5 separate regions of the Mus musculus genome follow, and all the other regions are linked to region 5. A link is a loop called in an ENCODE intact Hi-C map of the cell type or tissue named here. Cell type or tissue: gastrocnemius. All regions are shown on one strand.

The links. Peaks named below come from ENCODE experiments on the same cell type or tissue, not always from the same donor. Only the 100,000 strongest peaks of a DNase experiment are listed, where the experiment ranks them.
Region 1: a loop joins it to region 5, with 2.0 times the contacts of the local background. A loop is called at or near these places in 18 of 42 quality-filtered maps.
Region 2: it touches region 5 in a loop (3-fold over the local background); 18 of 42 quality-filtered maps call a loop at or near these places.
Region 3: it touches region 5 in a loop (4-fold over the local background); 6 of 42 quality-filtered maps call a loop at or near these places.
Region 4: it touches region 5 in a loop (6-fold over the local background); 27 of 42 quality-filtered maps call a loop at or near these places.

What each region holds. Positions count from the first base shown.
Region 1 is chr9:109,902,913-109,907,912 of GRCm38, reverse strand. No RefSeq gene overlaps it. Among named protein-coding and RNA genes, the nearest start is that of Mir7089, 16 kb to the right of the region's middle. In gastrocnemius, no CTCF peak of the experiment used is centred here; no DNase peak of the experiment used is centred here; H3K27ac peaks cover 2,085 bases.
Region 2 is chr9:109,893,030-109,898,029 of GRCm38, reverse strand. It overlaps Cdc25a (cell division cycle 25A), which reads right to left. Exons shown (of 15, transcript NM_007658.3): 15 at 4,140-5,000. Among named protein-coding and RNA genes, the nearest start is that of Mir7089, 5.9 kb to the right of the region's middle. In gastrocnemius, a CTCF peak has its summit at 3,095 (motif pointing left); a DNase peak (open chromatin) is centred at 3,093; H3K4me3 peaks cover 573 bases; H3K27ac peaks cover 4,249 bases.
Region 3 is chr9:110,042,270-110,047,269 of GRCm38, reverse strand. The region is part of intron 8 of Map4 (microtubule-associated protein 4); the gene reads right to left. Among named protein-coding and RNA genes, the nearest start is that of Dhx30, 73 kb to the left of the region's middle. In gastrocnemius, a CTCF peak has its summit at 3,104 (motif pointing left); no DNase peak of the experiment used is centred here; H3K27ac peaks cover 373 bases.
Region 4 is chr9:110,069,576-110,074,575 of GRCm38, reverse strand. Map4 (microtubule-associated protein 4) reads right to left here. Exons shown (of 19, transcript NM_001205330.1): 14 at 3,437-3,550; 15 at 1,871-1,963. Among named protein-coding and RNA genes, the nearest start is that of Dhx30, 46 kb to the left of the region's middle. In gastrocnemius, a CTCF peak has its summit at 2,508 (motif pointing right); DNase peaks (open chromatin) are centred at 2,517 and 4,076; H3K27ac peaks cover 3,327 bases.
Region 5 is chr9:109,982,562-109,987,561 of GRCm38, reverse strand. The region is part of intron 2 of Map4 (microtubule-associated protein 4); the gene reads right to left. Among named protein-coding and RNA genes, the nearest start is that of Map4, 53 kb to the right of the region's middle. In gastrocnemius, a CTCF peak has its summit at 1,936 (motif pointing left); a DNase peak (open chromatin) is centred at 1,913; H3K4me3 peaks cover 632 bases; H3K27ac peaks cover 2,368 bases.

The sequences.
Region 1 (5,000 bases), 80 kb after region 5:
ACACACAAAATAAAAACAAAAATGTAAAACAAACAAACAAACAAACGCAAATACATAAAGGTGGGACAAGCAGGCTGTGGGAAACTTAGAGGACCTTGCAAACCACCTGGGCAGGCTGATGAAGGTGACGCTGCCTGAAGCAGTCAGGATTTGGGCAGCCCTGGGTTAAACAGGAGATCCCAGCTGATGGGTTCATTCTCCCAAGCAGCTTTGTGAGGGAGAAAACCTGCCCCCTGAGCACCAGGGCAAACCCAGGGCACGACCTAGGGCTCTGCTACTTGGAAGGGCCACTCTAGCAGAACTGGCGTCTGCAGGCCAGGCAGACATTAGGTCATCCGTGCATCTGAAAACCACAGTCCCGCCCTCCTGGGTCCCCAGAGGCCTTCCTTATCCCTGGTCAGGATCCCTGAGTCCTGAGCTCTGTGTGTCCCCAATCAGGCTCCCAAGGAAAGAGTTGAAACCTCTTGGGCTTCTGTCCAAGCGCTACTTCTAATTTCCCCACTCCCTCATCCCTTGGGAGTAAACAACACAACCTTAAACAAAGGGCTCTGCCTGAGCCTTGAGGAAAACACTGAGCCACGGGGAGCGAGCGTGTTGCACATGTTTATTCTTTATGCCCACACTTTGTTCCCAGATAAAACCTGCAGGAGCTATATGTCTCCTGTCCCCTCCCTGCAACTCCGCCCAGTACTGAGGATACAGCTTGCATGGGGGTAGTAGAGCATGCATGCTTCAAAAAATGCAGAGAATCCATCTTGGCCCCTTTGTAACCTCTTAGTTTTTGGCTTTATTGTCACTATGCAGCCCTAGGCTGGCCACAAACATCTAGGCTTTATCTTAGTGTCTTAAATGCTAGGGTTACAGGCATGAGTCAGCACAGTAGGTAGCATTTGTTGTTGTTTTGAAAGACTATTTCTTTGCTTGAGACAAGGTCTCATATCGTTCAGACTGTTCTTGAAGTTGCTATGTAGGCTAGGTTGGGTTTGAACTCCTAACTCTTGTGCATGTATGTCCTACTTCCTTAAGAGCTAGATTTATGGACTGGAGAGATGGCTCAGTGGTTAAGAGCACTGACTGCTCTTCAGAGGTCCTTCTTTCAGAGAGAGTGACAGATCCTCTGGAACTAGAGCTGGTGATGGTTGTTAGCCACCAACCATGTGGATGCTGGGAACTCAATGCAGATCCGCTGCAAAAGCAGAAAGTTATCTTAACCAAAGAGCCATCTCTCCAGCCGGCCCAAGGGTTTATTTCTAATCAACTCCTAAGTGCTGGTCCAGGCTCTGCACTTAGAGACCACTGTATTGGGTCTGTTAGTTAGTTAGTTAGTTAGTTAGTTAGTTAGTTAGTTTTTTTAGACAGGGTTTTTTTGTGTCACTCTGGCTGTCCTGGAACTTTACTATAATCCAGGCTGGCCTTTATTCAGATATCTGCTTGCTTCTGTTTCTCAAGTGCTAGGATTAAAGGTGCGTGCCACTACTGCCTGGCTTGACCACTGTGTTAGGAATGTCCTGAGCCTTCCCTGTGGATAGGAAGTGGAAAGGATGTTTGATGTGCTGTCCTTCCAACATGGGTGTTCAACAGGGCCCTGTGATGTATGGGTTATATGGAAGAACTTCACATATTCTTATTTATTTTCTATATATTGGTATTTTGCCTGTATTTTTGTCTTTGTAACCACATGTGCCCTCAAAGGCCAGAATTGGGTGTTGAATTTCCTGAAACCGGAGTTCTAGAACACCCAAGGCTACACCGAGAAACCCTTTGAAAAACAAACAAACAAACAAAAAACAAACAACCCAAAAAACCCACAATGGTTTTGTATCTAGCCTCCTCCAGTCATCATGATGCGTTTGAGGTTCTCTGTATTGTAGCATGTATAGGAAAGCATTTCTCTTTACTACTACATGGTACTCCACATATGGGGCCATCATGACTGCTTTATCCACCCACCAGAGACATTTGTGTTTCCAGTTTTTGTTCTTTTATCAATAAAACTTCGATGGTTGAACTGGTTGTGATGGCGTCAACCTACAATCCCAAGCATTAGGGACATAGAAGCAGGAAGATCAGGAGTTCAAGGACCTCTTCAGCTAGATAATGAGTTCAAGAACAGCCTGGACCACATGGATCTCTGTCTCAAAAAACAAACAAAGGACTGTACGGGCCCTATTCTGACCTCAGTTTCTCTAAAGCAAACTCCACAGAGATAGATAGAAAGCTGGGTAGTGCTGGCATTTGGGAGATGGTAGCAGGAGGATCAGGAGTTCAAGGCCGTCCTCAGCTATATATATATAGCAAGAGAAGAGGGAAGAGAGACGGGAGCCCCTGCTTTTTTCCGTCTGTAACTGATCTGCCAACCGCCCAGCTCCTCACTCACTCCTTTGTCATTGCTGAAGTGGTAGGCTGGGATTTAAAGCTGTGATTAGAGATTTGTTTTGGCCTCTCAGTTAGATGAAATTTCTCAAAGTGTCCAGGATGAGAGTGGCAACAGGATTGACGCATATGAGCTCCTCAGCCCTCTGAACATCCCTAGGCCGGCAACGTTTCTCTGTCCCAGAAATAGCATCCTGCCTATGAGCATGGCCAGCAACAAACCCAGGACCCAAAATGTAGCTTCCACTGCCCTCTGATTCACTGCTGGGTTTTTGCTTCCCTGGCTAGGATGACAGGAAGTAAAACACCTGGCCTCTGCTGCTTGTGTTGAGGGTACATCCTGGGGCTGTGGAGGAGAGTGTTTTGGTTCATTCACTAGATTTTTGTGCGTGTTGGGGGAGGCATTTTAGACAGGCTCTATGTGGCCCTAGCTATCCTGACATTTGATATGTAGAACAGGCTGGCCTCAAACTCCCAGAGCTCCAATTGCCTCTGCCTTAGGCATGCTAGGATTAAAGGCATATGTCATGATGGCCAGCTGTTCTTTCTCCTGTATTTGATTATTGGATATACATACATACATACATACATACATACATATCCAATAATCTGGCATTTGGAAGAATTTTTTTTTCAAACTTGTGATCCTCCTGCCTCAGCTCCCTAACTGCTGGGATTACAGGTGTGCACTTCCACACTCATTCCTATTTTACTTTAGAGATCTTCTTTAAGGTATTGTGGAAGGACATAGGATAGGACCACTTAAGTCGATTCCGTATACAAATACATTCCTTTGTGAGGGCTCAAAGAAACCAGTGAAACGACTGTCCTTTGCTCCAAGCCCCTCACACTGCCCCATTAGCTACATGCTATACTCTGAATTAAAGCTGGTGTGTATGGACTTCTGCTAGGTCTGGCGAGTTATGTAGCATCTTGAATCTCAGTCTCTCACTCACAGAACAAGCCATCATCTCTTGGTACTATAAAGACTAAGGAAAAACACAGCTCGGTAGTTGACAATATGCCCAAAAGTGACAGAAAATTTTCGTGTTTGCTTTATTTTGTTCTCTGAAACAGGATTTGACCACATAGGTCTGGCTGTCCTGGAACGTATTACATAGACCTAGCCTTGAACTCAGAGATCTTCCTGCCTCTGGTTCCCCGGTGCTGAGATTAATGGTGTGGACCACTATGTTCAGCATTTTTGGGGAGGGGGTGGGACGCTGTTCTCGATACAGGGTTTTCCTGTGCAGCCTTGGCTGTCCATGTTCTGTAGATCAGAGTGACTTGAAACTCTGGCCTCTGCTTCTTGAGTTCTTAGAATTAAAGGCACACTGGCTGATTAAGTAATTATTTGTGTCACTGTGTGTCAAACATTGGGCTTCACATCTGATGAGCACATGACCTGTCACTGAAGTATTTCCCCAACCTACTTATTATTTCTTCAGAATCTCAAGGTGGTACGTTATTATTTTTTAAATTATGTGTGTTATTTTTATTATTATTATTAAATTACGTACATTATTTTTTAATTGTGTCTGTGTGTGCTTGTCTGTGTGAATGCAGGTGCCTATGAAGGTCAGAGGCTTTGAATCCCTGGGAGCTGGAGTTCAAGGTAATTGTGAACCACTTGATACGGATTGGGAACTAAATTCAGATCCTCTGCAAGAACAGCAAGTGCTTTTAGCCACTGAACAGTCTCTTCGGCCCTGTTCTTACTCCACCTACCTGTCCCCAAATTCCATTTATTCTACTGTCTTCGGATGGAGGACACACCAAGAGCAAACTGGTAAGAATGGATGCTGCTGAGATTTATTTACTTGTTCAGGTTTATTTTGGAGACAAGAGTTTCTCTGTGCATCCCTGGCTGTCCTGGAACTCACTCTGTAGACCAGGCTGGCCTCGAACTCAGAAATCCGCCTGCCTCTGCCTCCCAAGGGCAGGGATTAAAGGTGTGTGCCACCGCTACCACTCAGCTTCATTTTTGTTTTTTAGTAAATCTTTTTTAAAAAGATTTATTTATTATTAAAAATAAATACACTGTAGCTGTCTTCAGACGCACCAGAAGAGGGAATCAGATCTCATTACGGGTGGTTATGAGCCACCATGTGGTTGCTGGGATTTGAACTCAGGACCTTCGGAAGAGCAGTCAGTGCTCTTACCCACTGAGCCATCTCGCCAGCCCCTCATTTTTGTTTTTAATCATGTCCACTGATGGGGTTTATTTTGTTGTTATTATTGTTGTTTGTAATTTTGGTTTTGAGATAGGGCCCCATCTAGCCCAGGCTAACTTCCCTTTAAATTTGCTATGTAGAAAAGGGCTAGCCTAGAATTCCTGGTCCTTCTACTTCTCAACCACTAGGATTATGAGTGTCCTGTGTGCCCTGTACCATTTTGCCCAGCTTCAGACATTCTTTGCCCATCCATTTGTTCCTTTGCCCACAACAGAAACTTTCAAGTGCTAACTGTCTGGCAGAATCTGGGAAATGCACCAGGAGAAAACCGAAGTGAAGATGTGTGTAGTGTGTGGTTTTCTGGAAGCTTTCACAAGCCTGGCCTTGCTGGTCTCCCCACATCCTTCAAGGCAGGAAAAAGAAACAGGGTCCTCGGATGTGGTGATTCACCCA
Region 2 (5,000 bases), 90 kb after region 5:
CCAGGGTCCTGTTTTTTCATCTGGGAGATGTGGTGGTATATGCTTGCAATCCCAGTACTTAGAAAATGAAGACAGGAGGATTGCCCACCATTGGTTCCAGGCTAGACTGGGATACATAATAAGACCCTGACTCAGAAAACTAAACAAAAATAGGGCTGGAAATACAGGACAGTTGGCAGAGTATTAGCTTAGAATGCAGGAAACCCTGGGTTTCATGCCTGGAACCAAACTAGTCAGGTGTGGTCGTGCATGCCTGCAATCCCTGAGCTCAGGAGGGAGAGACAGGACCAGAAATTCAAAGGTAAGTTGGAGGAGGCCAGTAGACTCTGTGATACCATCTCAAGGCAAGACTAAAAAGGAGGCGGCATTGGCATTGTGTTGTTCAGTATAATATATTTAAAAATAGCAAATAAAAATAGGTGGTTCTTATTCCTGTCTCAGCAGGTTTCTATGACTAGGTGGTGGGTGGCAGAGGGTGGAGGGAGGAAAGCCCAGTGGAAAACCAGCTTTGTAAAGCAGAATACAGACCGGGCTGGAGGCCGGGCGGTCACTGCATGCCTCAGCCTGGGCTGGCCAGGTATGCTGAATCACAGCCTCTCCTCAGAGCCTGTTTGTTCATTTGCAAATGGAAAGACTCCATGAAGAATCACTGAAATATTTCTGGTAGTTATCTTGATTTTTGTTTGTTGTTTTGAAGATATGTCAAAGATAAAAATTGAATCAGACACTGATTCTACCCTGGCTGCTGGACTCAGATCAACTGAGATTTTTGAGTACTTAGTAGAGCTGCTCTAAGTACATCATTTAATTCTCTAGCCAGCCCATTATTTATCTGCATATTAGGGATCATAAGACTTAAGTTTCCATCCATCCATGCTCTCATCTGCTCAGTTGCTCACCAAATCCTGGGGCCATGAGATATCCAGTATCCTGTATTTTGGGCTGTCTACCACCTGTCAGCACATCTGGACCTTCTGAGCCGACCAGATGTCTAGGCAGGTCACAAGGCTCCCCATGCCAGACACCACACCCTATTTCAGCCCAGCCTGACCAGCTTCCCTACCACGGTAGGCATGTAGCTTGGCAACTGTCAAGGCTTGCCATTCCTCTTCCTGCACACCCAGTTGTTTGGGCATTGACAAATGCCAGGCAGGTGACGTGCCTTGGTTTCCACCAGCATTGCCCTTTTTACCCTCTGGGCCAGGATAGGTATGGGGCAAATAGCAGGGGAGAAGCAGGGTGTGTCCCAAGATCCAGAGGGCAGAGCACGGACTTCAGCTGAATGATGGCATAAACCTACCTAGAACTGGGACTCAGGACAACAAAATGCCGGGGCACGGCCAGCTGGGTCTGGAAATAGACGTGACATTCAGGGGACATGAGTAGCCAGGAGGCAGACTTTGCCCAGATAATTTGTCTCCCATGTCAAACTTGGATCAAGTGTCCAACCTCTTTCTGGATTCAGAACTCTCCTATGATGACCTAGCAAGAAGGAGAAGAAAGGAAAGCAGGGTCTTCCAGCCAGAAGTTAGAAAACTAAGTCTCATGGGAATTCATGGCTGGAGTTGTCCAGAGGCAATCATTCTAAATTAAAAAAAAAAAAAAAAAAAAAAAAAAAAAAAAAAGCCCAAGCTGAACGTGATGATATACACCTTTCATCCCTGCACTCTGGAGGCAGAGGCAGATGGACCTTTGTTTGAGGCCAGCCTGATCTACATAGAGAATTGAGGCTAGCTAGGACCACATAAAAAGACCATCTCAAAACACACACACACACACACACACACACACACACACACACACACACACACACACACACACACACACACACACACACACACACACGGTGAGAGCATCTTCCCACCCTAATTTTTGGACCTGTCCTCCAGACTCTGCAGTTCTATGTTGGGTGAAGGAAATGTTCTTTGTGCAAGTATTTTAGCAGTAAAAAGAAGATTAAAAAAAAGATTCAAAACCTTTCTCCATTGTACTCTTTGAGTCAGGGTCTCTCAATTGACCCAGGCTGCAGAAGTCCTCAGGCTCGATCTGAGTCACTCTGACACAGAGCTCTGTCCCAGTGACTAGCTGCAATGCCATCCTTTGGTGATTCCCTAAACATTTCCTTTTCATACTGTACTGGTCAGGCAAGAAACAAGCTCACTAGCTGAGTTCTTTGGAAGACGAGTTGAAAGCAAGAGAAAGTTGGGAAAGAGCCGAGGACTTGGAACCGGAGAGCAAAGGCCTACTCCCACTTCCACCATTTGTTAATGAGTAACAAGAGGAACTCAGGAACTAATGGAGCATGGGTGTTCCCATTCATAAAACGTGGGCAGTCGGCATCAGCACCAAACCTACAAACAGTGGCTATGCAAAAGGCCTGGGAAACAAACCAAACCTCAAGTAAGCTGTTTAATGTGGGTGTCTCCAACTTATCTGGACTAGTGATTCTCTTTTTAAGAATTTATTTACTTCTAACAAAAAGAAAAGCCGGGCGTGGTGGTGCACGCCTTTAATCCCAGCACTTGGGAGGCAGAGGCAGGCGGATTTCTGAGTTCGAGGCCAGCCTGGTCTACAGAGTGAGTTCTAGGACAGCCAGGGATACACAGAGAAACCCTGTCTTGGAAAAAAAAAAAGAAAAAGAAAAAGCTTTAAAGAAGGAGAGCAGCATCTATATATTTCAAATTCTTGCCCCAAATTCCAAATTCTGTCAGTTTCAGCCTCCCAGGTAGTTTGTGGAGTTAGACATCAAAAAGGCTGAAGTGGGACTGGATAGCTCTGTGGTTAGGAGTACGCTGGCTGCTCTTACAGAGAACCTAGATTCAATTCCCAACAGTTGCACCTCTGCCACCACTGTCTGACTCCAGCTCCAGGGAATCTGACATCTTCACACAGACTAGAAATAATAAGTGATCTAACAAGAGCAAACTGAAGTGGATCCCTTCACTGTGTCATTCGAATACACCATAAGGGGCTGGGGTCTAACAACTAAGTTAACCTGAGCTACAAGGAAGGAAGGCCCAGGCGTCACCTCTCAGCTGCCTTCCTGGGAGGAGTTGCAAGCCCTCTGTGAGGGAACTAAACTGGGTACACCACCACCATCTTGTGGCCACAGTGTAGCTATGGCAGCAGTCAAAGTGCTGACTGAAATCTGAGAAGACAAAGGGGAGTCCTCGCAGAGGCTGACTGGAGAGCTGGGCTGGCTTCCCAGGGTCACCGGAGGGACTGTTTGTGCTGTTCTGGGAGCCCTAGTTCAGCCAGGGGCTCTGCACCTCTAGGAGTCTCTGTTTGCCCAAGGTCTTAAGGTTTTCTCACAGGATCCCAGTTCACCAGTCCTGGCCCGTCTGCTGTCAGTTTCTGCCTCAGTTATTCACCTTGTCTGGCTCTTCGGGTTTGCTTGGGATGAGTTAATGTTTAGAGCCTGGCTATTTCCCTACAGCAGGCACCCCAGCCATCTAGGCTACCTGGCTAGTCCACTGTTCACACCCACCCTGGCTATCTATAGCCCTCCCTCACTTTCCCCCCAATATTTCCTTTGAAATACCAAGCAAAACAGTTGTCAGGATAAAGACCACCTTTAGTTTCTCTCCTCCTGTTTCCCAGGGACTGGCATGTGTAACTGATGCTGGACAGCCCTCTACCACCGAGGTCCACCCCAGGCCTTGGAATCTCTTTGAGATCAGGGCGGTCCTGAATCTGATATCCTCCCACCTTGGCCCAAGTACTAAGAAATTTACATTTAAAAAACTTACTTGGTATGAACACACACACCACAGACTATATGTGGGAGCCAGAGGATAATTCATGAGTTGTTTCTCTATCATGTGGGGGATGGCCTTGAATGCCAATCCTCAGGCCTTTAGCAACCCAAGGACTAGGCTGTAAGACCACATGGAGTACTGAGAAAACTATTTTAATAGGTCCCATCATGCGACTCTGACTGACCTAGAAGGCCATTTCATCCTGTCAACCGCCTGTTTTTGGGGGATTGTTTCGGCTATTCCTAAAGGCAAACTGAATTTTTTTTATTAATATCCTCTTGAAGAAATATGGCTGGCTTAATTTAGCTATGTGACCCTGGGACCCTAAAGGCAAATGAGACTCCCAGTTGAGTATATTAGGAACTAGGCAGAGAACAAGGGTTCAAGATCACTTTTATTTGCAGAGCCTGCAACTGTTGGTTAACAATGCTAGCTATGCTGGTACAATCTGCAAGCCATTCTCCTGGAAAGCATTCAGCTAACAGAATCTCTACAAACCAGACCAGGGACCAACTGGGACATACTTCAACACGCCAGGGAAGGGGCTGCTCATTCCCTTGCTCTCCACATATTTTCAAACAAGATTTGTTTAATAGCCAAATGCAACTCAAACCCATAACAAAGCAACTAGCCATCTTCAATATCACTGATTCCCTCCCCGCCCCCAGAATAGAAAGCAGAGGGAAGAGGGGAGACTCTTCCTAAGAAAAACCTGGCTAGACCCCAATGGAGCAAAGATAGCAGAGAGGCTGGTGTCCAAGGATATCAACAGGCAGGCACCAAAACAGGCTGTGCAGAATCAAAGCAGCCTGGCCCCTCAGACGAGAGGTGTTTCCGAGAGCCTCACTTCCATGGGATTAGATTAGGGGGTAACTGATGTGATTCACCACTCTCTGACCCTCAAATTAAAACATGATAAACTCTGAACCTTTGACTTCAAAATTTACTACGCCCTCCTGAGAAATTCCACAGTTGTCTGTAGGCCAGGATACATAACAGCCTGGGCTTCCCGCCCCCCTGCTCACCCTTGGGTGCCCACCCAACACTGATTGGATATTCCGACTCATAAAATGACTTTTTTTTTTTTAAAAGGACATTCAGTGGGCATGCTCCTCCCTCACTCTGTGGACTCCACTCTTTCATGCCCCCCCTCTTCCACCTTGGGGCACACTACAGCATTCCAGTACTGGCCTGATGGAAGCTGCCTAAAGTGCCTTCCTGTGACTCCTACACCAGCCACTG
Region 3 (5,000 bases), 60 kb before region 5:
CCTGAACTCTTCTTGCTCTGCTATGGAGACTCAGTCCCCTTTGCTTCATCTCCATAGCACATGGCTCATACTTATGTCCACTATTTGCAAAGCAGCAGGCAATGTTAATTTGTGTGCAAACTTATACAAATGACACCACTGCTAAACAGTTTAAAGAGTAACATTTTGAATTTGCCCACAGGTGAGATGATCTTCCTTCTTTGGATATGTCACAGGGAAAACCAGGAAAGTCCCATTTACTTTCATAATTACAACGGTGAAATTTGTAAGTTTATCTTTATCATGTTTCTTGAATCGCCTAATGCTCTGTCAGCCAGAGAATAAAAGTTATGGTGAGAGAATGTGAAGAACTCCTTAAGCAGGGTAGCTCCATAATGGAGTGCTTGTGTAGGTTATGTGAAGCCAGGCTGCTAGCTTCAACATGGCAGGGGAAAAAAATATTAGTATCCTTTGGAAGAAGACATATAAATATGAAACTTTATTTCAGTGTTGAGAGTACTTACATGTGATGCTATGTGATTAACCCCACCTCACATCTAGTCACCCACCAGTCAATGCAGGATAACCAACATTTGCAAATATATATATATATATATATATATATATATATATATATATATATATACTTTTTTTTTTTTTTTGGTTTTTCAAGACAGGTTTTCTCTGTAGCCCTGGCTGTCCTGGAACTCACTCTGTAGACCAGGCTGGCCTCAAACTCAGAAATCCGCCTGCCTCTGCCTCCCGAGTACTGGGATCAAAAGTATGAGTCACCACGCCCAGCATTTGCAAATATATTAAGATGGCCTCTTTCAACTAAGGTGATGGCAAGTATCAGCCAAGTAGGATTATTTGAGAGGGTTAATTGAGAATTAAAAAGACAGTGCCAGAAAAAAAATTTAATAAATGGTAGTTGTAAATTCCACTAATATGCTTAGAAAAAAAAAAAAACAAAAAACAAAAAACAAAATCCAAAAGGTCAAGCTGAGCAGAGAGCACAAGTCTCTGGTGCTTGGGAGGTGGAGACAGGAAGGCTCAAGCCAACCTGGGCAGCAAGAAGGCACTGTGGAGGAAACCAAAACACTAGGCAGTGGAAAGGCACTGCAAAGGGCAGGCAGCCCATTATGAAATGGGTGCTTCTCAAGTTGTGAAATAGTAGCAACTCCTCTCCTAAGATTACAAATGATTTGTTTTTTTATACTCTGAGCATATTTTATTTATGTACAAGGGCTTTGAAGCTGTTAAGATTTCTGGGTTTATAAATTACTTCCAAGTTTCACACCAAGACATTTTCTTACCATAAACTGACATTCCCAGCTGCTGGCAAACAGTTGATGAGCTCCAGCAAACTGAAATGAAAGAAATGAAGCCAGATAGAAAGGAGAATAGGTTTTAAACAGGCAAAGAGCCTGTCTCCAACTATGGGTGTTATCACTAAGCTCTACCTGATTTCCAGGGAAATAGCTAACAAGAAGTATATTCTATAACCCACATGAAATACCCTTCCAAACTTTCATTTACAAAAAAAGGGAGATGGCATAAGACGACTTTTTTTTTGGGGGGGGGGGGGACGTGTTGAGATCAGGCTTCACTCATGTACCTCCATAAATTTTTTCCTCATCCTTCCTGCCTAGAATAATATGCATCATATGTAAGGAAACCTGCTAACATTTTCCCCAACTTGAAAGTGGCATGAAAATGTCAAAAGAGAACAGGATACTGAAAAAATATTTTACCTCCTCATTTCCAAAGAGGCTAAGGTTAACTGAAGGTAATTCATTCTTAATTTAAAAAATATATAAAACTATACACTAGATACTAAGAAGAATACAGCAGTAAATCAAACATAACCTTAGTGTAGAAAATATCAGAGAGTGCCGTGAACTGGACTCAGTCAGCCTCTCAACCTGCGGGGAACCAGGATCTCGGTACTCAGGTGGGCAAGGAGTTGGCAAAAAGTGACCAACAGACACTGACACACAGAGAGTGCTGTATCTGAATGTAATTTCTCAAAGCAAGCATCAGACTTATACTACAGAAGAAAAATGAAGAAACTAGGTGACACATCAGCCAAGGTACATTGAAGTTATTTTATGCATAATAACACAAAACAGAGAAATGCATACGTAAAGACTGGCAGGATCTAGGCAGTGTTTACAACTGAGATAAGATCAGCCCTATCTAAAGTCAGCTATTCACGGGAGCCAGGTGAAAGGGCTAATATGTCCAGGTGCAATTCTAGTCTATTGTTAAACCCACCTCTAAGGGTCTCTTAGTAAATACCTAATTATGCTATTCCTCTGGGCCTAGTGAAAAACATGAACCAGGGAAGTTCCAGTCTACTGACCGGTCTACTAACCCTTTCATGAATAAAGAATACTCCAGTTCCTCCTTAAACCACAACCCACCTTCTTTCTACTATTATGTAATATAGTCTACCACTCATGTCTGTAATGAGAATTCTAAGTTTACTATTTTGAACTAGCCCTGAGATTTCTAGCTCCTATCCAGTAAAATACTGCAAGAAAGCATGCAAGACCCTCAACACTATTGCAGGGACAAATCTGGTTATAGGGCACCAGAGATTCTCCAGGAGACAAGTTTCCGTGAAACTGTTTGCCTCAGGACTGTGGCCAAGCTTTTGGACTTCCCACGCAGACTTCACTGGAGTGGGTGTGGCAAGAGAGACTCAAAGGCTTAGAATTTAGTCCTAAACTAAACTAAAAATATGCTGGGCATGGTTGCACACTCCTTTATTTGCAGAATGCCAGAATGCAAGGGAAGCAGTCAGATCTCTGCGAGTTTCAAGTAAGCCAGGGCTATACAGAGACTCAAAACAAGCAAGCAAAATCAACAAAAAATATAAACTAATTGCTATCTATCTTTTTATTCGGAAATATCTAGAGACTGTATGAAATTCTCCTTTACACACACAAAAAAAAAACCCACCCAACAACAACAAAACCAGATTAACACTTCTGATTAAAAAAGACTTGGGTGCTGGAGAGATGGCTCAGGGAACAGGAACTGACTGCTCTGTCAGAGGGTCCTGAGTTCAATCCCCAGCAACCACATGGTGGCTCACAACCATCTGAAATGGGATCTGATGCCCTCTTCTGGTGTGTCCAAGAACAGCTACAGTGTACTCATGCATAAAACAAATAAATCTTTAAAAAGACAGGTTCAGAATTTACTTCTTCTGTAACCATGTATAATCTTCAGAGCCTCCTGTAAAAGAGTATCTTTATATATATGTTGGGCGGGGGGAGGATGAGACAGACACACATCTTCTTCTATCTATGGGTAACCAGATAGATAATAATCATTCCTCAATATATGGTAAGCATCAATTTTATTCATTGTGTTTGTGTGCATGTGTATGCTGCAGCATTTATATGGAGAATAAGACAGCCAGCAGAAGTCCATTCTCTCCTATAAGTCCATTGTCATGCAACAATGAAAATCAAATTCAGGTCATCTGCCTCAGCAGCAAGCACCTTTACCTACTGAACTAACATAACACCGGCACTATAAGATTGAAATCCATGTGCAACACCATTTGACTACAAGACAAACAGAGACAGTAATCCTCAATAACTTTTTTTTTTTTTTTGATTTTTCGAGACAGGGTTTCTCTGTGTAGCCCTGGCTGTCCTGGAGCTCACTCTGTAGACCAGGCTGGCCTCAAACTAAGAAATCCACCTGCCTCTGCCTCCCGAGTGCTGGGATCAAAGGCATGCGCCACCACGCCCGGCTCCAATCCTCAATAACTGACTCAAAGTTAAGAGTAAAGATAAAATTTACTAAGGCCAAATCTACCAGTCATATACAGAACATCAGAGTATATATGGAGTGGAAGAAAGTCCTTGTAATCCCAGAGTTATAGAGACAGAGGCTGTCTACTCACTGAGAGTTTCAGGCCTCCCAGTGTTGGAAGCAGAAGTCCTTATATGCAAAGAACACCAGGGAAACCAGGATTGTTAAACACGCAGGACGACCCTTTCAAAGGGAGGGACATATAACTTGCTTTTCCATCCAGAAAGCTGAGAATTGGAGGTGATGCCTGGTGATCTGCATTACCTGTTAGACTAGGTTTGATTAAGTTTTCACAACCAGAACCAGAGGTGGCTAGTAATCTAAATGATCACTAAATTACCCATATAGTCAGGGGCTGCCCCAAGCTCCCACAACCATGACCCTGATAGTGTTCTGTGTAGCCGGAGACGCCCCCAAACTCCCACAATCAAGACCACACAGTCTAATATAAGAGACCAAATGACCTCCATGCTATCTGTATATCTAAAACAGGCCAAATCCTTCCTCATGTTCTTAAGCTAAAATACAGGTAGCCTATCTCTAAAACCCATGTTCGTGGAAGGAATGATATACACCTTGAGTTGAGTTTTTACGTAATTATGCTTCCTTGTGCTCCAGGAATTACATTACACCAGGAAAATTTATTTTTTTTCAAATTGTACTGTGTTTAAATATGCTCACAAAAAATTACCTGGCAAAGTTTGACCCAGTCTGACAAAGTCAAACTGAACTAAGTGTTCATTCTCACCTCTTCTCAGTTCATTTCCCTGCCTCACATCTACAGAGACATACCCTACCCTCATCCCAGGATTGCTGTACTAAGACCTACCTAAAATATGAATATAACTACATACTTATAGACTGATTATGTTTTTAAAAGAAAGGGCTGTATCGTCACCATGTCATGTTTCATACAGTAACAGGAAATGCATTTCATTATTATTAAGCATAACTTCTTTGGAAGGACATGTATAATACTGTTAAGATTGGTTTTGTCTAAAAAGAGAAAAATTTAAATTGTTTAATGGAAGGAAAAACACCATGCCTATTCCTTTGTACCTTGTCAGTGTGTTAACTGTATTAAAAAGTAATAACTTTGGGGGAGCTAGAGTAATGACCACACTCATAAATGTAAAATAATAAAACTAAAAATATTTAATATTTTTCATGATTTTTTTTGGGGGGGG
Region 4 (5,000 bases), 87 kb before region 5:
GCAAGTGCTGTATTCACTGTCCACTGCGTTAAGCTTGCTACTTTCACCAGAATGTTACTATACTATGGTAGCACTATGGACATACTGACATAAGCTACAGAGGAAACATCACTTCCATTCAATCTCTGTCCACATGCTGTTTGCTCTCAACCTTCCAACCTGAAAACAGTTTTCTAATTGCCTCTCAAGATGGCCCCCTAAAAACTACATTCACCCTTAGCGTGGCCTCTGAAATCTGAGTCGGCAGCACTGAGAGATCCCAGCAGACTGCACAGCACAGACTATGTATGCACTACATAGAACAATGAATAATTACTTATTTTTTTGAGACAGGTTCACAAACGTAGGATTCTGCTGTATCCACCTGCTGAGCACTAGAATCACAGCATTTGTCACATACCTGGTTTATGCTGGGGATTGAACATATAGCCTCATGAATGCCAGGCAAGTTCTTTATGATACATACTCCAAAACTTTCCACAGGGTTTCTCTGTATAGCCCTGGCTGTCCTGGAACTTACTTTGTAGACTAGGCTGGCCTCGAACTTGCACAAACAGAAATAACCCAATTCCTTTAGAATTTCTGTTCTACCCAAGCCAAGAAGCTACAGAGAAAAAGCCACAAGGATCAGTGTCTACCCTGGTATATCGGTGGCTGTCACTGTCTTTTAAAATCTTACTCATTGCAGCCAGCCTTACTTGAAGCTGTTAATATGTGGCCAACCACCTACTGACTGGGTACACTACCTCCGTGCCATGAAGAACCATGGTGAGTCTGGCAGTGGCGGTACACAGCTCTTGGGAGGCAGACTAGGTATCTCTGAATTCGAGGTCAACCTGACCTACAGAGTGAATTTCAGGACACCCAGAATTAAACAGAGAAAGCCTATCTTAAAATGAAACAAAACAAAACAAAAAAAAGATCCATAGTGACTTTTAACCAGAAAGGATGTACAAGGGTTGACTGGAGGAACATTCTTGGCTGGGTTCCTCAAAGTAAAATGTCAGAGGGTGTTTGCAGACCCCAGGCAGAATAGCCAAAGCATTTGGAGCAGGGGTGCAGATTGAAAAGAAGGGAAAACATAGCCCCTCAGCTGAGGACAGCAAGGAGGAGCCAAGCACAAGGAAGAAAATGGGAGACCATTTGTGGGTGGCCCAGGAATGCGTCCATTGTACAGCTCTGCCTGGGCACCATCAGGAACGAGAGGGAAACAGCCACTGAATGCACTGTTTTCCTAGACCAGAGTCTCCTTGTGAGCTCTGATCCCCAGGCACCTCCAATATATGCAAAGAGCTAACCCAGAACAGCAGCGTGACAACAGGAGGATGTTTAGATGGAACAGAGAAAAGGGACTAAAAGGAGGAGACAGAGAAAGGGGAGCAGAAGGAGAAGCAAACACAAAGGAAGCAACAGAAGCAGGAGTGGGTGGGAGCAATGCTGGTTAATACAATCCTACAATGACAAGGCCCCAAGCACAGCCTCAGAGGATATGGGCACCCGTCTCAGGACTGGGATTCGCCCAGGGGCTGCCCAGGCACAGTCAAGCCTGTGCTTTCCCAGAACTGGGGGCTTCCAGGCCTCAAAGCAGGTCTCTGACTAAGTTAGGAAAGCACAAAGCCTCTCACACAGGGATAAGATGAAACACCTGACTATCACGAGCTGTTTTCCCTGGAAAATAACTATAGGCATCACTCCCTTCAGCTGGCAGATTGCTTACTGGTCAGGGACCAACTCAGGCCACTATGATCCGTTCACATTAGGGAAGGGATTCTGTGTCATCTTCCCGCATCCTCCCACCCTCCACCCCTCCACCATGGGTTTCCCACAGGGACTATGCCTCATATGACAACTGGCCAGAGCTTATACTTACATTGCCACCTCCAGGGACATGCTTAATATTGTCCTTGGAACCACACTTGGATTGAATATGGCTGTAGCTCACTTTTTTGGATACTATCTGGACCTGGAGTGTTAGAGAATAGAAAGAGAAGGGGGGAAAAAACACAAACGGAGAGGGCTAGTTAGAACCGACACCGAGCACCACATGTGATCACAATGGTCAACAAGAGTCACTCCAACTTCTGTCCCCACTTATTACAACAGGGGTTAAAAACACAGGGAAAGGCATGTGAAAGCAAGAAAGGGAACAACACAAGACAGAAGCAGGCTGGACAGAGCTATGTGGCTGCCTCATTGCTCTGGGGGCTGCGCTGTAGTTTCTAAGACTCATACAGCAACAGGCCCCCACTGTCCACCCAAATATGGCCCTACCTTCTTGATGAGCCCCTTTTCTCTGAAAGCTGGACTCTAGCTTTTCTCAGCAAGGATACTGATGCTCTGAACCAGTTCCCAGTTGGGGCCTGGGACAGTTGCAACCTGACTCATTCCCAGAAACAAAGGCTGCTCTAAGAATTGTTGGGCAGCTGGTTAACAGCACAGATCTGATAACAACAGGAAGGAAGACACATTGTTCATCTAAAAAGGCAAATGGTCCCATGATCCTGAACCTGACACCAGGGGGCGCACAGGCAACAGACTCAGCAGCACTCACCCATCTGTTTCAGAAACTCTGATGGAGGAGGCCAGGCTTCATTTTTGTGTTTGAAGTAGGGTCTCACAATGTAGATAAGGCTCACCTGGGACCTGCTGTATACTCCACACAGGCCTCAAATTCCTGATCCTTCTGTCTCACTGTTAGCTCTACTAGGATTACAGCAAGCATATCTGGTTTTACGCCTCTCTGAATCCTTTAGATATATAATAATGTGTTGGTGAACAAAGAGACCAACCAAAATGGTGAGACAGTGATGTACAATTCAGAAGAGCACAACCTGGCTGTACTGCAACACCCTAGCCCTGGAAAGAGTAACATAGCTTATAGCTTTCAAGAAGAAAGGTCCTTCCTTCCCTCCTTTTCCTCAGAACGAGAGGCTCTTTGCAAAGGAAATGTGCTGGGCTACCAAGAGAACCTGGAACTCACGCTGAGGAACCCGAGTACCTTACCATGCTCCTTTAAGTTCTTGACTTTTTCATGACATTAACAGTGGATTGATTTTAGCCAGACAGGCGCATCTGTCTCCATACCTAGCAGCAACTTTACGGTCAGGAGACAAGGCCCTGACTTCTGAAGAAGAACCTGGGTATGATGTATTGTATGCATACTAGATGAGTTTGAAATGTTAAGGAAGTGTCTAACAGTTTCACGTTCCCTTCATCTGACTGACTACAGTGGGGTAAGAGCTCACAACTTGGTTGGCTTTCACTGGTTGATATAAAAACTGTCTGACAGCTGAGTCATTAACTAGAGGAAGGAACACAGGAAAAAGTAGGAACTAGTTAAGAACAGGAACAAAGTGGAATAGAAGGGAAAATGACTCAGGCTAGGAGAATGATGTTCCCACTTCACCTCAGAGAGGGAAACCTAAATAAAACTCACTTTCCCAGCAGGCGGTTTCTGTGCACTCGCAATGGAGCCGGCTGCTTTAGTGACTGCATTAGGTTCAGGCTTCCCAGCTGTGGTAGCTGCCTCTGTTTTTTTCTCTACTTTGGCCTGGATGGAGATAAACGGGGTTGAGGGGGAGGGGCAAGTTTCAAACCAAGATGAGAGCCTAGATGCCAAGGAAGGAAGAAGGCAGAAAAAGAAAAAAAAAAGCAAGGCCAGGATACCAGGCAGAAAGAAGCAGTCACCCTTGCCCCTAGGACGACACACTCCTAGTCTAGATCCGCAGCGATCCCTGAGCAAGGGGCACAGAAAGAAGAACCACAGGCCAGGTCTGAAAGAAGAGCTCATGCGTTTATGAAGAAATCGTTCAAAGGCTAAGATCGAATCAGTGCTTCTCTGTGAGCACGTGTGAGCCTGTCTGTCATTCTAAATCACAATGCCCTCATGCCTCCACTGCGCTGCTGTCCCTGTCCCGCACATGGCTCCAGCCCCTGGTGACGGAAGCATGACATCATCAGGTACACGGCAATACACAATAACCCACAACTAGCCCAAGGTATTTAGAGCGTTGAGTGTTTGTAGCATGGAAGACCAAGAAGAGTGAAAAGGGGGATGAGGTCATCTGGAGCCCAGCCCAGACACCGGGCCGGCTGGGCCACAGCCAGGACTGCTCTGAGGTCCTTGTCCCAGAAGGATCCCAGCCTGTCATTAACATCTTCCAAATGAACCATGATTCTGCTGCATTTCTGTGCCTATATTCAATTTCTTTAAAATATTTTTAAAAATGTTATCTATATGAATGTTTTGCATACATATAACTGCACTAGGCTCCTGTAAACACAATTTACATACAAAGGGTTGTAAGCTATAGATGTGGATTCTGGGAACTATGCCTGGGTTCTTAACTTCTGTCATCTCTCCAGACCCCCTATTCAATTTTAACAATTTTGGATTAATACAATTTAAGTATCCTACTCTGGATGCTGACAGAACAGTTCAAGTTGACAACAGTTAAGGGTGAACTAGAATACCACCATTTTTTCTACATCCTGGGTTCCCAAGGCTGTTAACATTTGACACATAAAACTGAAACCCATGCAACTAGAATATGCTTATTAAAGTTAGTGTGTGTGTCCAAGTATGCACATCCACACTTGTGTACAGCATGTATGGAGGTCAGAAGATAATCGTAGGAGCCAGCTTTCTCCTTCCACTACAGGGTTTCTGTGGATTAAGTTCATGCTGTTAGGGTTGGTAGTAAGTGCTTTTCTCCCCTTAGTTAATGTGTTGGTCCCAGAATGTTCTTTGTTGTTGCCATCTTCACCCACTCACTCTGCATAGTCATGAAACTCACCATGCAGACCAAGATGGCCTCAAATTCAGAGATCCCCCTGCCTCTGTCTCCCTCTGCTGAAATTAAAAGTTGTGCCACCACACCCAGCCTCAGAACTTTCTTAATGTTAAGCACTGTAGTTTAGAAAAGTCAGGGTACGTGGTTCATTTCACAGCACAGTGTTCACCAGAGGAAACCCTAGTTCTCATTTGGACAGATTCCTCT
Region 5 (5,000 bases):
GTGCGCCACCATCACCCAGCGGCTATGAGTTTTGAAAAAGCTGATTCTGGGGCTAGAGAGATGGCTCAGGGGTTAAGGGCCCTGGCTCTTCTTCCAGAGGTCCCAAGTTCAATTTCCAGCAACCACATGGTAGCTAGCTTACAACCATCTGTAATAGAATCCTATGCCCTCCTCTGGTGTGTCCAAGGAGAGCCACAATGTACTTAAGTACATAGAATAAATAAATCTTAAAAAAAAAGCTGATTCTGTAATTATACATTTACTGGAAGTAATCACTAATATAGGAATTCCTGTACAATATCCCTACATATATATCCAGAAAGATGAAGCAATTCTTTGCAAATTATAATATAATGTTACAGGTATACCAAACAATCATATAGGACAGGCAATTATAGAAAGATCTAATTGTATTTTAAAAGAAATGCTTATAAAACAAAAAGAAAGAATAAAGACCCTCTAGGATAGACTAAATAGTACTCTGTTTAAATTTCCTAATGTTAATGAGAAAGGAACAACAGCAGCTGAGAGACACAGGGTTATTTTTAAAAAATTGTGGAATTAACTCAGTCTATATACTATAAGGATGTATTAACATCAGAACGGAATCCAAGAATATCTTGCATTGGGGACATGGATTTGTTTATCTTTCTATAGGAAACAAAAAGCTGTGATAACATCAAACAAAGCTAAGAGTTGATCGGGAGATCTTCTGAGAAGATAACCTGACCAGTCACTGCCTTTGCCTTCGAGCCAAAAAATCCTGGTCAAGAGATCTTCGATCCTTAACCACTGAAAGGTCTATGAGCAGGACTTTGGTCTACAGCAATACAGAGGCCATCTACAATGCAGAGCAACAATAGGCCTATGTGAAGAATTTTAAGACAGACTGCTGAATACCACATCCTGCATGCCCAAGTCAGAACTATAAGTAAGCCAAAGGTTCACAGAACTGAGGGAAGAGAGATTAAGAGACTTTGACAAGGAACTCCAGAAAATAAGATGCTAGAAGATAAGACAGTCCAGGATTATAAATGGTTCAAGAAATACTCAAGTTAGCCAGACGTGGTGGCGCACGCCTTTAATCCCAGCACTCGGGAAGCGGGGACAGGCGGATTTCTAAGTTCGAGGCCAACCTGGTCTACTGAGTGAGTTCCAGGACAGTCAGGGCTATACAGAGAAACCCTGTCTCGAAAAACAAAACAAAACAAAACAAAACAAAAACAGAAAGAAAGAAAAGAAATGGATATAAAAAGGCAACAGAAGGGCTAGAGCATGACTGTTCTTCCAGGGGTCCTGAGCTCAATTCCCAGCAACCACATAGTGTCTCACAACCATCTGTAATGGGATCTGATGCTCTCTCCTGGTGTGTCTGACGACAGCGATAATATACTCACATACATAAATTTAAAAACTTAAATTAAAAAAAAAGAAAGAAAGAAAGAAGAGAAGAGAAGAGAAGAGAAGAGAAGAGAAGAGAAGAGAAGAGAAGAGCAGAGCAGAGCAGAGCCAAGTCAGCAGAGACAGAGCGCGGTAGAGCATTAGAGGAGGATTGGACTAGGGTCAGAGAAGAGTAGGGCAGAGTAAGTACAGTTCAGGTGGCAGAAGAGTAAAGTCAAAAACAGTGAAAGGTGATAATTGAGAAGGTGACAGTTGAGCCAGGAGAAGCTGAGCTGAGTCAGAAAAGATATTGTTAGAAGACAAGAGAAAAACCCACACAAAGAGAGAAAAAAGAAAATAGCTATAATTGAGGACAGCCAGGGCTACACAGAGAAGCCCTGCCTCAAAAAAAAGCAAAACAAAAAACAAAAAGGAAAGGGTTAAGGAGCCGAGTGGCAGCTGTGCTGTGAGCCAGGAGAAAGCTTCAGGCCAAGCAGAAAGACTGAGCACAGGCTCAGCGCAGCCAGACTCTTGCCAACATCACCCTCTTGTGGCAAATTTGGCAGACTGCACTATTTCATTAAGGCCAAGTCACATGCAGTCTGTCCACTAGTCTGTCCAGACTGACTGACATCCTCTAACCTATCCTCTGTACTCTGCACATGACCTGAAAACGCTGGACCAAGGCTCATCCTTGAGGAGCGCTATCCTAGACTAATTTCCTTATATTTTTTATGTAGACCAGGCTAGGTTGGATCCACCTGCCTTCCAAATGCTGGGATAAAAGGCATGTACCACCACCTAACTTTTTATTCTACAAAAATGCTAGCCTCAAAGAACTTAGTCTTAATTTCTATCTTACAAATGGGACACAGAATAAAGTCTTAAGCGAACTGCCCACAAACTTGCTAACTGCTTGTGGAAGCCAACAATGAGTAAGGTACTCACTAGCATAAGACAGCCACAGAATCTGTTACTGCTATTTGAAAGGCATGCAAGGGCGAGGCACAGAGTACTGATAATAAACTCCTAGGCATTGGGCAGTTTAGGAGTAATCAGGGAAGAGCAATACATCTGGAAACAATTTCAAACGCAGTAGACAACAAGCAAGCCACTGCACCCACTCATGAAATGCATCCCTCAGGCCGGACATGATGGCGCACGCCTTTAATCCCAGCACTCGGGAGGCAGAGGCAGGCGGATTTCTGAGTTCGAAGCCAGCCTGGTCTACAGAGTGAGTTCCAGGACAGCCAGGGCCACACAGAGAAACCCTGTCTCGAAAAACAAACAAACAAACAAACAAAAAAGAAAAAAAAGAAATGCATTCCTCGCTTTAACAGAAAAGGATTCTTAGGGGGCGCTGGTGCCATCATGTTTATTTAAAAAAAATTGTACATAGGGAAAAAAGCAACTTTCCTTTTCATCAACTAATCTCATTTTATGTTTTGAGATGAGGTTTCTTGTAGCCCAGGTTATCCTTGAAAAGCCTATGTAACCACCTTAATTTCTTTATCAAGCTAGGATCTCATAGGTGTGGATGACAATGCATGGTTTACCGCTCACTTTTTAGTTAAAGACAGGGTGGTCATTTAAGAATTAAAGGAAATAAAGTCAACTACTGTTCTATTACACGCATAGCTCATTCAGCTGCCCCCTCTATATCTAGATATGAGGACAATGCTTTAAACTTCCCTTGATTGGCCCGAGCCTACAATCAAACAAGTGAGAACCTAACCAAGCCTGCTCCAAAAACAAAACACAAACTCAAGGTGTATACCTCGACTTTGAGCACCCAAAAAAAAAGTAAAATCAAACACAAATGATGAGGGTTAATAAATCGGCCTTGAGGAACATGCTTACAATCCCAACACAGAGAAAGCTGAACCAGGAGAGCCAAAGCTCCAGAACAGCATAGGCTACACCTTAAGACCCAAAGTAACAATAAGTCTTTAGAGCTCTTCTTCCATAATGCCTAAAAACTATTCCAAGTAACTTACTTGTGGTTAGAGATGACCCACTGTCTAAATTCACTTATTGCTATAGCACAGAATCCAAATTCAGTTCTCAGAACCCATGTAGGGCAGCTTACAACTGCTTCTAATAACTCCAGGCACCTTATGGTCTCCAAACATAGCATAACTCATACAAATACATAAACATAAATGAAAATAAGATAAAATAAATCCTTTTCATTTCTCTTCTTTGTTTTGTTGTTGTTATTTAATATAGGGTTTCTGGGCAGTCCTGGAACTAGCTCTGTAAATCATGTTGGCCTTGAATGTAGAGATCCACCTGCTTCTGCCACCTGAGTGCTGGGATTAAATCAATGCACCAACACTGATTGGCTATAAATCTTTTTCTTAAAACATACTGGTTCTTGGGACTGAGTGATGACTAAGTGTTTAAGAACACCTGGTGCTTTTGCAAAAGATCTAGGTTCGGTTCAAAGTTCCCACATAGGAGCTTAGAACCATCCTTACTATACAGCAGTTCGGGGGATCTAGCACCCTCTTCGGGCCTCTACAGGCACCAGGCATGCACACAGCACACATATACTGGCAGGCAAAACACTCAATATACATTTAAAAAGAACTGTGTTGGCGGGGCTACAGAAATGGCTCAGAGGTTAAGAGCACTTGTTGCTCTTGCAGAGAACTCAGTTTCAGTAATCAGCACCTGTATAAAGTGTCCCATAAATAGTCACAAACCCAGTTCCAGTAGACTCAACAGGTATGCATGTAGCATACCCATACACCCACACAGACAAAACCTTCACACACATAATACAATCTTTTTTAAATATTTAGATATATTGATTCTTACTTTTACATTATTTTATTATTACTATCATTATTTTGCATGCATGGATGTTTATGCATCACATGCAGAGGCCATAAAGGGGCACTGGAAATTGTACTGGCTGGCTTTGTGTGTCAACTTGACACAAGTTGGAGTTATCACAGAGAAAGGAGCTTCAGTTGAGGAAATGCCTTACAGCTGGATCTCATGGAGGCATTTCTTCAACTGAAGCTCCTTTCTCTGTGATAACTCCAGCCTGTGTCAAGTTGACACACAAGACCAGTAAATTTGTACCAGCATAGTGGTGTATTCCTGTGACAACCTGATAATGTTTTGGGGAGGACTGTGGAAGGACTTTGGGCTAGAAGAGCCATTGAAGCGGATATTCTGTAGGAGCTTGGAAGATAATGTTGAGAACAGTGCAAATGATGGAGGCCAGCCTTGTAAAATTTCAGAGGAAAGACTCTTATCAGGGTCGTGATGTTTTGATTGTGAAGATTCTGTGGTTTTGGTTAGCTGGGGCTGAAGAATCGGCTGTGATTAACAAGATACCAGAACTACTAAAGCAAATCTTTGTGTTACTGGGACTATTGATGCTGGTTAGCTGGAACTAAGAAATTAGTGTTAATTAAGAAGAGACCAGCATCACAGAGGTGAAATCTTCTGGGAAGTGTTTTTTGAGAGCTGTTTTCCAGAGATAGCCAAGGATGTACTTCATGCTGCAGCTGGACTTGGTAATGTATAAGAGTCACCCAGGTGGTACTGGTTATGAGACATGAAGGGGTCATGAAGAGCAGCTGAGGCCCAGCACTGTGAGAAGT